3 separate regions of the Homo sapiens genome follow, and all the other regions are linked to region 1. Evidence: chromatin contacts called from ENCODE Hi-C or POLR2A ChIA-PET data. All regions are on one chromosome and are shown on one strand. Each heading gives the region's core, a stretch centred on a gene start or an enhancer-like site at or near the end of the contact. The rest is flanking DNA. Distances are from core to core; before and after follow the strand shown. Region 1 has its middle 65 kb from the start of LINC03011. Region 2 has its middle 26 kb from the start of LINC02604. Region 3 holds the start of TMEM248 (transmembrane protein 248).

What was found. Hi-C counts contacts between places; a loop is a spot of excess contacts on that map. ChIA-PET counts read pairs that join two places held with the same protein, here RNA polymerase II (POLR2A). Pooled maps may share reads with other maps.
Region 2: a loop to region 1 is called in a pooled map, with 2.9 times the contacts of the local background. The contact joins two enhancer-like sites. A Hi-C loop is called at or near these places in 2 of 50 pooled maps. POLR2A ChIA-PET finds 5 or more read pairs at or near these places in 4 of 52 experiments (HEK293T, activated CD8-positive, alpha-beta memory T cell, activated T-cell and 1 more).
Region 3: a loop to region 1 is called in a map of endothelial cell of umbilical vein, with 7 times the contacts of the local background. The contact joins the promoter of TMEM248 here to the enhancer-like site in region 1. A Hi-C loop is called at or near these places in 2 of 168 maps with a recorded cell type or tissue (chondrocyte and endothelial cell of umbilical vein) and 6 of 50 pooled maps. POLR2A ChIA-PET finds 5 or more read pairs at or near these places in 2 of 52 experiments (HEK293 and WTC11).

The regions. Positions count from the first base shown.
Region 1 is chr7:66,557,579-66,560,278 of GRCh38, reverse strand. It overlaps the pseudogene RABGEF1P1 and the pseudogene SAPCD2P3. Among named protein-coding and RNA genes, the nearest start is that of LINC03011, 65 kb to the right of the region's middle. RefSeq lists silencers at 873-1,105, 2,443-2,552 and enhancers at 1,132-1,947, 1,948-2,700. Within about 2 kb of position 1,303, at least 2 of the 41 ENCODE cell types and tissues checked have a DNase peak (open chromatin) inside an H3K27ac peak, as active enhancers do.
Region 2 is chr7:66,876,358-66,879,057 of GRCh38, reverse strand. It overlaps the pseudogene GTF2IP23. Among named protein-coding and RNA genes, the nearest start is that of LINC02604, 26 kb to the left of the region's middle. Within about 2 kb of position 1,322, at least 2 of the 41 ENCODE cell types and tissues checked have a DNase peak (open chromatin) inside an H3K27ac peak, as active enhancers do.
Region 3 is chr7:66,919,941-66,922,640 of GRCh38, reverse strand. It overlaps TMEM248 (transmembrane protein 248), which reads right to left and starts at 1,416. Exons shown (of 7, transcript NM_017994.5): 1 at 1,180-1,416. RefSeq lists a silencer at 1,125-1,374.

The DNA.
Region 1 (2,700 bases), core at 54-2,553:
ACAGTTGTTATTCTTTTTATTTTCTAGTCTGTTATGCTGAATTGCATTTATCTTTTAAATAGACTTTAAATATTCTTTGGCAGAAAGTGAGGAATAAATACATATATTACACCTATAAAATCAGTAAAACGAAATGAAAATTATCAAGCCCAATGTTGTAAGGGCCATAGGGAAATAAGCGCGTACACGTGGTTAATGACAGTGTGCACCGAGTTTCTGAGGAGTGTGGCTAGCAATAGACACTTAGTGCTATAACATTGATTCTTTTTTGTTTTTTGTTTTTTTTTGTTTTTTGAGATAGAGTCTCGCTCTGTCACCCAGGCTGGAATGCAGTGGTGCGATCTCGGCACACCGCAAGCTCCACCTCCCAGGTTCACACCATTCTCCTGCCTCAGCCTCCGGAGTAGCTGGGACTACAGGCGCCCGCCACCACGCCTGGCTAATTTTTTGTGTTTTTAGTAGAGACGGGGTTTCACTGTGTTAGCCAGGATGGTCTCGATCTCCTGACCTCATGATCCACCCGCCTCAGCCTCCCAAAGTGCTGGGATTACAGTTGCGAGCCACCGCGCCCGACCTATTTATTCTTATTAAGCGGTTAATACCACTTTTGGAAATGTATCGCAGAGAAGTAACCCAAAAGAAGATAGTCCTTACAAAATTATTTATAGCTGCAGTGCACAACAGTGAAAAGAGGGGAAGCAACCCAAATGCACAGTGGTAGAGAGTCAAATAAGTCAGTTAATATAATGGAATGTTACAAAGCTACCAAAAAGGATTCAGTGGGTTAGATAAATAGAAATGTCCACAAAACATGTAAATTATCAAAACATGCATTAAATCTATTTAAGAATATGTAGATATAGCAAAAAGAATGAGCTGGTCATGGTGAGACTGCTAGGTGGGAAGGGGTCCTGGGAAAAACCCCAACCGGCCTGTACACTGGGGTGGAGCCCCCCGGAAAAACTCCAACCGGCCTGTGCACTGGGGTGGAGCTTCGGGAAGTGGCGCAGTCTTTTGTAGCAGGGAGGAGCCTGGCCCCTCTTCTTTCTGTGTAGAACCTGGGATTCTAGCTGCTGGCAGGAAGCACTGTAGCAGAGACTCTGGCCTTGTGAGAGTCCTTCTTTCCCCCTTTTCTTCCTTTTCACTCAATAAAACCCTGTCTTACTCACCATTCAAACCGTCTGCCAGCCCGGGGCAGACACTCTTCTGTCTCCTGCTTCCAGTCCTGTAAAGATGCCAGGATCTCCCAGGGCATGGCAGGCACCCTCAAAGGTAGACGTGATTGAGGCCCTAATGGGCTGTCTCCAGCCTGCTGACGGGGGTGGCGGCTTCTCCCGGGCTGCCGCTGGCCAACCCACTGCGCTGCAGTCCACCTGGTGCTGGGGCTGTGGTGCTAGGGCTGTGGGGCACAGTCCTTCAGGACCCACTCCCTTTCCTGCCCAGAAGATCCAGGCCTGGCGTCCTTATGTCCCCTGGAAAGCTCACTCCCATCCTCAGGGTAGGAGGGCAGTTGCACGCTGGGCTGGTTTGGGCGTGTCCTGGGACACCCCTGCAGGCCAGATGCAGCAGGGGATGTGGCTCTGAGGGGTTGCTGTGGGCAGGTTAGCGTGGAGCTGGGTTCTGGAAAGGAGTTGCCGTGCTGTCTGCCAGGACCCCTCCTCTGAGACAGGGTTGCCTTGTGGGACAGTGCCCCAAAGTGCCCTGGGCACGAGGGGTCCCTGCGCCCCCCACACACTGACCCCGCATTGGGGGGCCCTGCACCCCACACACTGATCCTGCATCGGGGGGCCCTGGACCATCCTTGATGTTGCCATGCCCCTAGCTCTGGTGGCACTGGGACCCTCCAGGATGGGCTGAGCAGGGGCCCCCTCCACCAGTGCAAACCCCAGCACCAGCGGGAGTGGGCCTAGGCAGGGGGTGCAGGGAGTGACACTCAAGGGGACCTGCCCCAGCCTCCTCTTGTACTCTGGGGGTTCTCGTTTTCCTTGGCTGAGGGAAGTGGCCTCTCCCCGCTGAAACCTGGGGTCAGGCTGAGTGTGGGAGGAAACGGGGGTGGGGAGTGAGCAGGACCCCAGACCTTGGGAATCCTGAGTTGGGGTGGGGGGGCAGGCTCTGCCTACGATGTGCCTGGGGGCCTGGGCTGAACCCCCTCCTGGGGAGCCAGGCTCACAGGTTGTTCTGTGGGACTCAACAGGGGACAGCGTCCTGGCCAGGGTGAGGAAGGCCATCACACCGGGGTCTGCGGGAGGCATATGCAGGCTAAGCTCTCACCTGCCTGGCCCCCCCCACCCCGCAATCTGCTGCAGCCATTCTCTCTGCCTTGGCCGGGACCCGAAGTCCGACCACCATTCCTGGGGCTCCCCTGCCAGGCGGGCACCCCCTGCTTAGAGGCCATCCCCACCCCCTCCATCTGCCCCTGTCCTAGTGACAGCCACCTGTCCTGGTGCCCTGGTTGAGGGGAGGAAGCTGTCCTTGCACCCCTGGTCTCGGGCGCAGCCTCAGCGCCGCATCAGAGCTGCCCGGCCCCCCTCTACTGGCCATTGTCGGAAGTGCAGCCCGGCGTGAGCATTGCCTTTCCCTGGAGATGGGACCCAGAGCAGCACCGCTGGAAACAGGGAGTCCCCCACTGTTCCTGACAGCGGCAGTAGCAATTGCGGACCATGCAGACTCAAGAGAGCCCCAGCCCATGTCAGCACCAGG
Region 2 (2,700 bases), core at 73-2,572, 320 kb before region 1:
GTTTTCCCAATTGTTCCCTTAAAATTGGGCAGTTTAAGTTGGGCACGGTGGCTCACGCCTGTAATCTCAGCACTTTGGGAGGCGGAGGTGGGCAGATTACTTGAGGTCATGAGTTTGAGACCAGACTGACCAACATAGTAAAACCCCGTCTCTACTAAAAAATACAAAAATTAGCTGGGCGTGATGGTGGATGCCTGCAATCCCAGCTGCTCGGGAGGCTGAGGCACGAGAATCCCTTGAACCCAGAAGGCAGATGTTGCAGTGAGCCAAGATTGTGCCACTGTACTCTAGCCTGGGCGACAGAACAAGACTCCATCTGAAAAAAAAAAAAAATTGGGCAGTTTAAAGACTCTGATATAGGAAGTGAGTGTGCACAATGATTAGTGGCAATAAGCTAATAAGCATCATTAACTAGGCTATGGTGGTTTTTTAAAATTGTGATTGGCTGGGCGAGGTGGCTCACGCCTGTAATCTTAGCACTTTGGGAGGCCAAGGCGGGCAGGTCACCTGAGGTCGGGAGTTTAAGAACAGCCTGACCAACATGGAGAAAGCCCGTCTCTAGTAAAAATACAAAATTAGTCAGGTGTGGTGGCACATGCCTGTAATTCCAGCTACTCGGAAGGCTGAGGCAGGAGAATCCTTTGAACCCAGGAGGTGGAGATTGCAGTGAGCCAAGATTGCACCATTTCACCCCAGCCAGGGCAACAAGAGTGAAACTCCATCTCTAAAGAAAAAAAAAATTGATACCCAGCAGACGGTGAGGCATCCATAATGTGACCAGGTGCCAAGGATATCCCTAAGGGTGGAACTACAGTGAAGTCTCCTGAATTTCCTACCTTGGGCCCCTTCCCTGGCCCACCCCCTACCCATATAACCACATACTCACTCTTCTTTCCTAAACACAAATTGAGGGACACTCAAAGCAAAAGCAAGCACTGTACTCACTTCTTAACCGACCCATCCCCTCCTCCATCCCCAACACATAGGAAGAACTTATGTTAGCCTTGAAAATAAGAAACACTTACCATCCCACAGTTATTTTTCCAGGCTGCCTTTTTTAACCACTCACTTGGTAGAAACTGTTATTCTCCAGGCCAGCAGCTATTTGTAAAACTGGTCTGCCTCCCTATTTTCACACCAAAGACACTAATTATTTAGTAGAAAGGGGAGTATTCTAAATCAGACAATTAGCAAATCACCTAGAATTTCCAACCCCTCCACAGAGACACACAAACAAGAGAATTAACCCAATTTGTTGTCTATAATAAACAGGATGTGCTACCCACCACTGAGCCCCAGAGCTTGTTACTAGATGACTAATCCCTAACAGTAATGGCTACAATGGCCCAGTTCCCTATTTTATTGCTGTGTGCAGAAATTTGAAAGGCACTCCTCTCCCACACTCATCTTCCCTTATATACTTTTGCACATCAATCCATTAAGAATCTGAAGTGTAATTTATCTTATTCACTATTATCCTGTTAAGTTGCTCTATAGCTGCCATGGGAGTAATTGCAGTGATCAGTGATTCTGACTTCTTGAGCAAAGGGCCTTAAGTAGGTTTCACTATTAAAATTTCCAAAGGTTTTATTATTGAAATAAACCTGAGAGAGAGCAGTATGCCTCCATGGGGCAGTCATACTAATGATTCTTGAGTTACGAAAAGATGTCAGACTCCGCCCCGTCCGGGAGGTGAGGGGCGCCTCTGCCCGGCCGCCCCTACTGGGAAGTGAGGAGCCCCTCTGCCTGGCCACCACCCCGTCTGGGAGGTGTACCCAACAGCTCATTGAGAACGGGCCATGATGACAATGGCGGTTTTGTGGAATAGAAAGGGGGGAAAGGTGGGGAAAAGATTGAGAAATCGGATGGTTGCCGTGTCTGTGTGGAAGGAGGTAGACATGGGAGACTTTTCATTTTGTTCTGTACTAAGAAAAATTCTTCTGCCTTGGGATCCTGTTGATCTGTGACCTTACCCCCAACCCTGTGCTCTCTGAAACATGTGCTGTATCCACTCAAGGTTGAATGGATTAAGGGCGGTGCAAGATGTGCTTTGTTAAACAGATGCTTGAAGGCAGCATGCTCCTTAAGAGTCATCACCACTCCCTAATCTCAAGTACCCAGGGACACAAACACTGCGGAAGGCCTCAGGGTCCTCTGCCTAGGAAAACCAGAGACCTTTGTTCACTTGTTTATCTGCTGACCTTCCCTCCACTATTGTCCTGTGACCCTGCCAAATCCCCCTCTGTGAGAAACACCCAAGAATGATCAATTAAAAAAAAAAAGAAAAAAAAAATATGTCAGACTCATCATCAATGTTGTGCTTGTGAGTACGAGTAACTGGGAATTTATCAACCAATAAAACTAACTGGGATTCTAAGAATGAAGAATAATAATCTCATTTTAAGTAGCATATGCAGTGCTGTGCAACCCTTTAAAAAGCTGACTTTGGCTGGGCGCGGTGGCTCACACCTATAATCCCAATAGTTTGGGAGGCCAAGGCAGGTGGATCACCTGAGGTCAGGAGATCGAGACTATCCTGGCTAACACGGTGAAACCCTGTCTCTACTAAAAATACAAAAAATTAGCCGGCTATGATGGCACATGACTGTAATCCCAGCTACTCAGGAGGCCGAGGCAGGAGAATCACTAGAACCCAGGAGGCAGAGGTTGCAGTGAGCCGAGATCACGCCACTGCACTCC
Region 3 (2,700 bases), core at 167-2,666, 360 kb before region 1:
AGCCTTTGGTGATTTTAGCATTGAGACTCCGGTGCTAGCAGTGATTCCAGTCCACCTGATTCAGGCCACAGGAATTCTCCCAGAATCTTCACTACAAGTTGAAACTCCAAATCCTTAATCCTAGAGAGTAAATGCACTTAGGGTCAATGCACACCTAAGTATACCTTAGGTGCGCGACAGGTCTATTTCCTGTCAGAATCCCTAGATGAAAAGAGGAAGTAGATGGACACCCTTATCGGTCAAGCGCTGATGGAACACTCATCTACAAATGAGATACACATGCTGAGACCCTAAGCTGACCCAAGCTGATGGTGCTATCGAGACAAACCACTTTATCACATATTCATCAGCAGTCTCGGAGTTTTTCTTCCCATTCCCTCCCGTAGCGGCTCACCTTTGAGGCAGGAAAGAAGCAGTTCAGGCGGAAGCCACAATCTTTACAAAGCAGGCTTCAGAGAAGCTCACCATTCATCAGCCAGTGAGGGCTGTCACCTGCTAGTTGAGAACTAAACTCAGACATCAGATTCTTCCACAAAGGCCTCCTCACCAGCTGTCCGATGGGTACGGCGTTCAAACGACTCAAAACAGCACAACAAGCCTGGTTTTATTTCTGATGGTCCCCATCAAGGGAACTGAAACTACATGCCTCTAGATTACCTTGCGATCACTCCTCATTTTATTAAAAACATGAAGAAAGAATCCACCCCATTCCGGATATTTACCAAGCTTGACACAGGGAACACCACTATGCCATTTAACTTTGTGGACGTACGTGAGTCTCTCCCTCCCACCTTTCTGAGATGTGTTTCACTGCCAAACGGAGAAGAAACGCAAACACTCCCCAAAGCCGAAAAATGGCAAACGACCAAGATGTTTCCCGTGCCAAATCCGAATTATCCAGGCCTCGGCTCCAGACGTGGGAAGTCCCGCCATCTCCAAGGCCGGCAGGGAACCCTGGCTCGGGGGACGCGAGTGGGCAAACCCCAGTGTGGGGGGACCAGGCCGAGGTCGGCCGATGCTGGGCGACCCCCGCCAGCAGTTGGGGCGGGGTCTGCACCCTGAGAAGCGGTGAAAAAAGCCGGCGGAGGAGCCGCTCCCGACCAGCACGCTCCCCGCTCCCGGCCCCGCGGGCAGCCCCGACTGGGCCCGACCCCAGCCCGCCCTCCAGCCCCGGCTCACCCCGCCCCGGCGGGCAGCTGCGCGCCCCGGGCCCAGCCGGGCCAGCTGCTCGGCGGACGCCCGCGGTCGCGCTGGGCTCACTCGTGGCGGCGCGTGGCGGGCCCGAGGCCGCTAGGCACCATCTTCTCCCCGCGCCGGGGGCAGCGTCTGGCTCCGCGGGGCCGACGCGAAGACCAGACGCCAACCGGGCTCCCGCCGCCGCCTCAGTTCGGGCTCCGGCAACCGCGGTTTCCGGGTGAAAAAAAAAAAAAAAACCACGCCACCTCCAACGCCGCCGTGACCTCCGACCCCGGGCGTCCGACGGTGGCGCGGCCGGGACAAGCTTCGTCAGAGGCAGGCGGCGGAGACCACGCTTCCGGGACGGGTAGCGTGCATGCGGACGTGCGTGGAGTGCGTGATGGACGTTTATGGGTCTGTGTGCCGGTCTGGTGTTGTGCGTGTGCGTGTGTGCGTAGTGCGTGTATGTGGCTTGTAGTGTGCATCGTGTACAACGGTGTGTGCAGTGAGTGCATGTATGTGCATCTGTGTGCGCGTGTGTGGTGTGTGATGGTATGGGTGTGTGCATGCGTAGATGTGTAGGGAGTGCGCACACGTGTGCATGCTCATGTGTGTGCTATGCGTGTGTCTGTTGATGTGCTTGTATATTAATCACTGCTGATAAACATGTAATTTTGGACCAGGCGCGGTGGCTCAGGCCTGTAATCTCAGCACTTTGGGAGGCCAAGGCAGGAGGATCGCTTGAGTCCTGGAGTTCCAGACCAGCCTGGGTAACATAGGGAGTCTCTGACTCTATTTATAAATAAAATAAAATGAAAATGAAAATTTTTAAAGTATAATTTTGTACAATCACTTTGCAAAGTAATTTGGCATTATGCAGTACACTTAAAGATATACACATCCTCTCTTGAGAATATATTACCCTGGAGAAACAGTTGCACCTATGCACAAGTAGACAAAATAATGCTCATAGCAACACCAATGTTTTTAGCAGCAGTATGACTCACTAAAAATTGGGGAGAAAAAGCAGATGTCCATACAGTCAAATGTAAAAACCAACTTTGATATATTCATGGTTTGGTTTGTTTTTGTAGAGACAGGGTCTCCCTATGTTACTCAAGCTGGTCTCGAACTACTGGACCCAAGTGATCCTCCCACCTCGGGAGGATCTGGGATTACAGGTGTGAGCTGCCACGCCTGGCCCATCTTCGTGTTTAATCGGGTACAAAAGACCAGTGAAAATTATTTAATACAGCTCACACAATTATGGTAGTCAATTGCAGACTATATTGGCAGGGACCAAATCACAAAATGGTACACTGCTACATATTTCCATTATGTAAAATTCAAAACAGGCAAGTTCATAACATATTGTTTAGAGATGCATACATAATTGTTTGAACTGACATGAAGCATGAGAAAAAGATGTATAAACTTCATGTTAAGTGTTAGGGGAATGGGATGGGGGAGGAGTACAGGGTGCTTTAAAGGTAATAAAGTTTTGTTGTTCTTGCTTTTGAGACA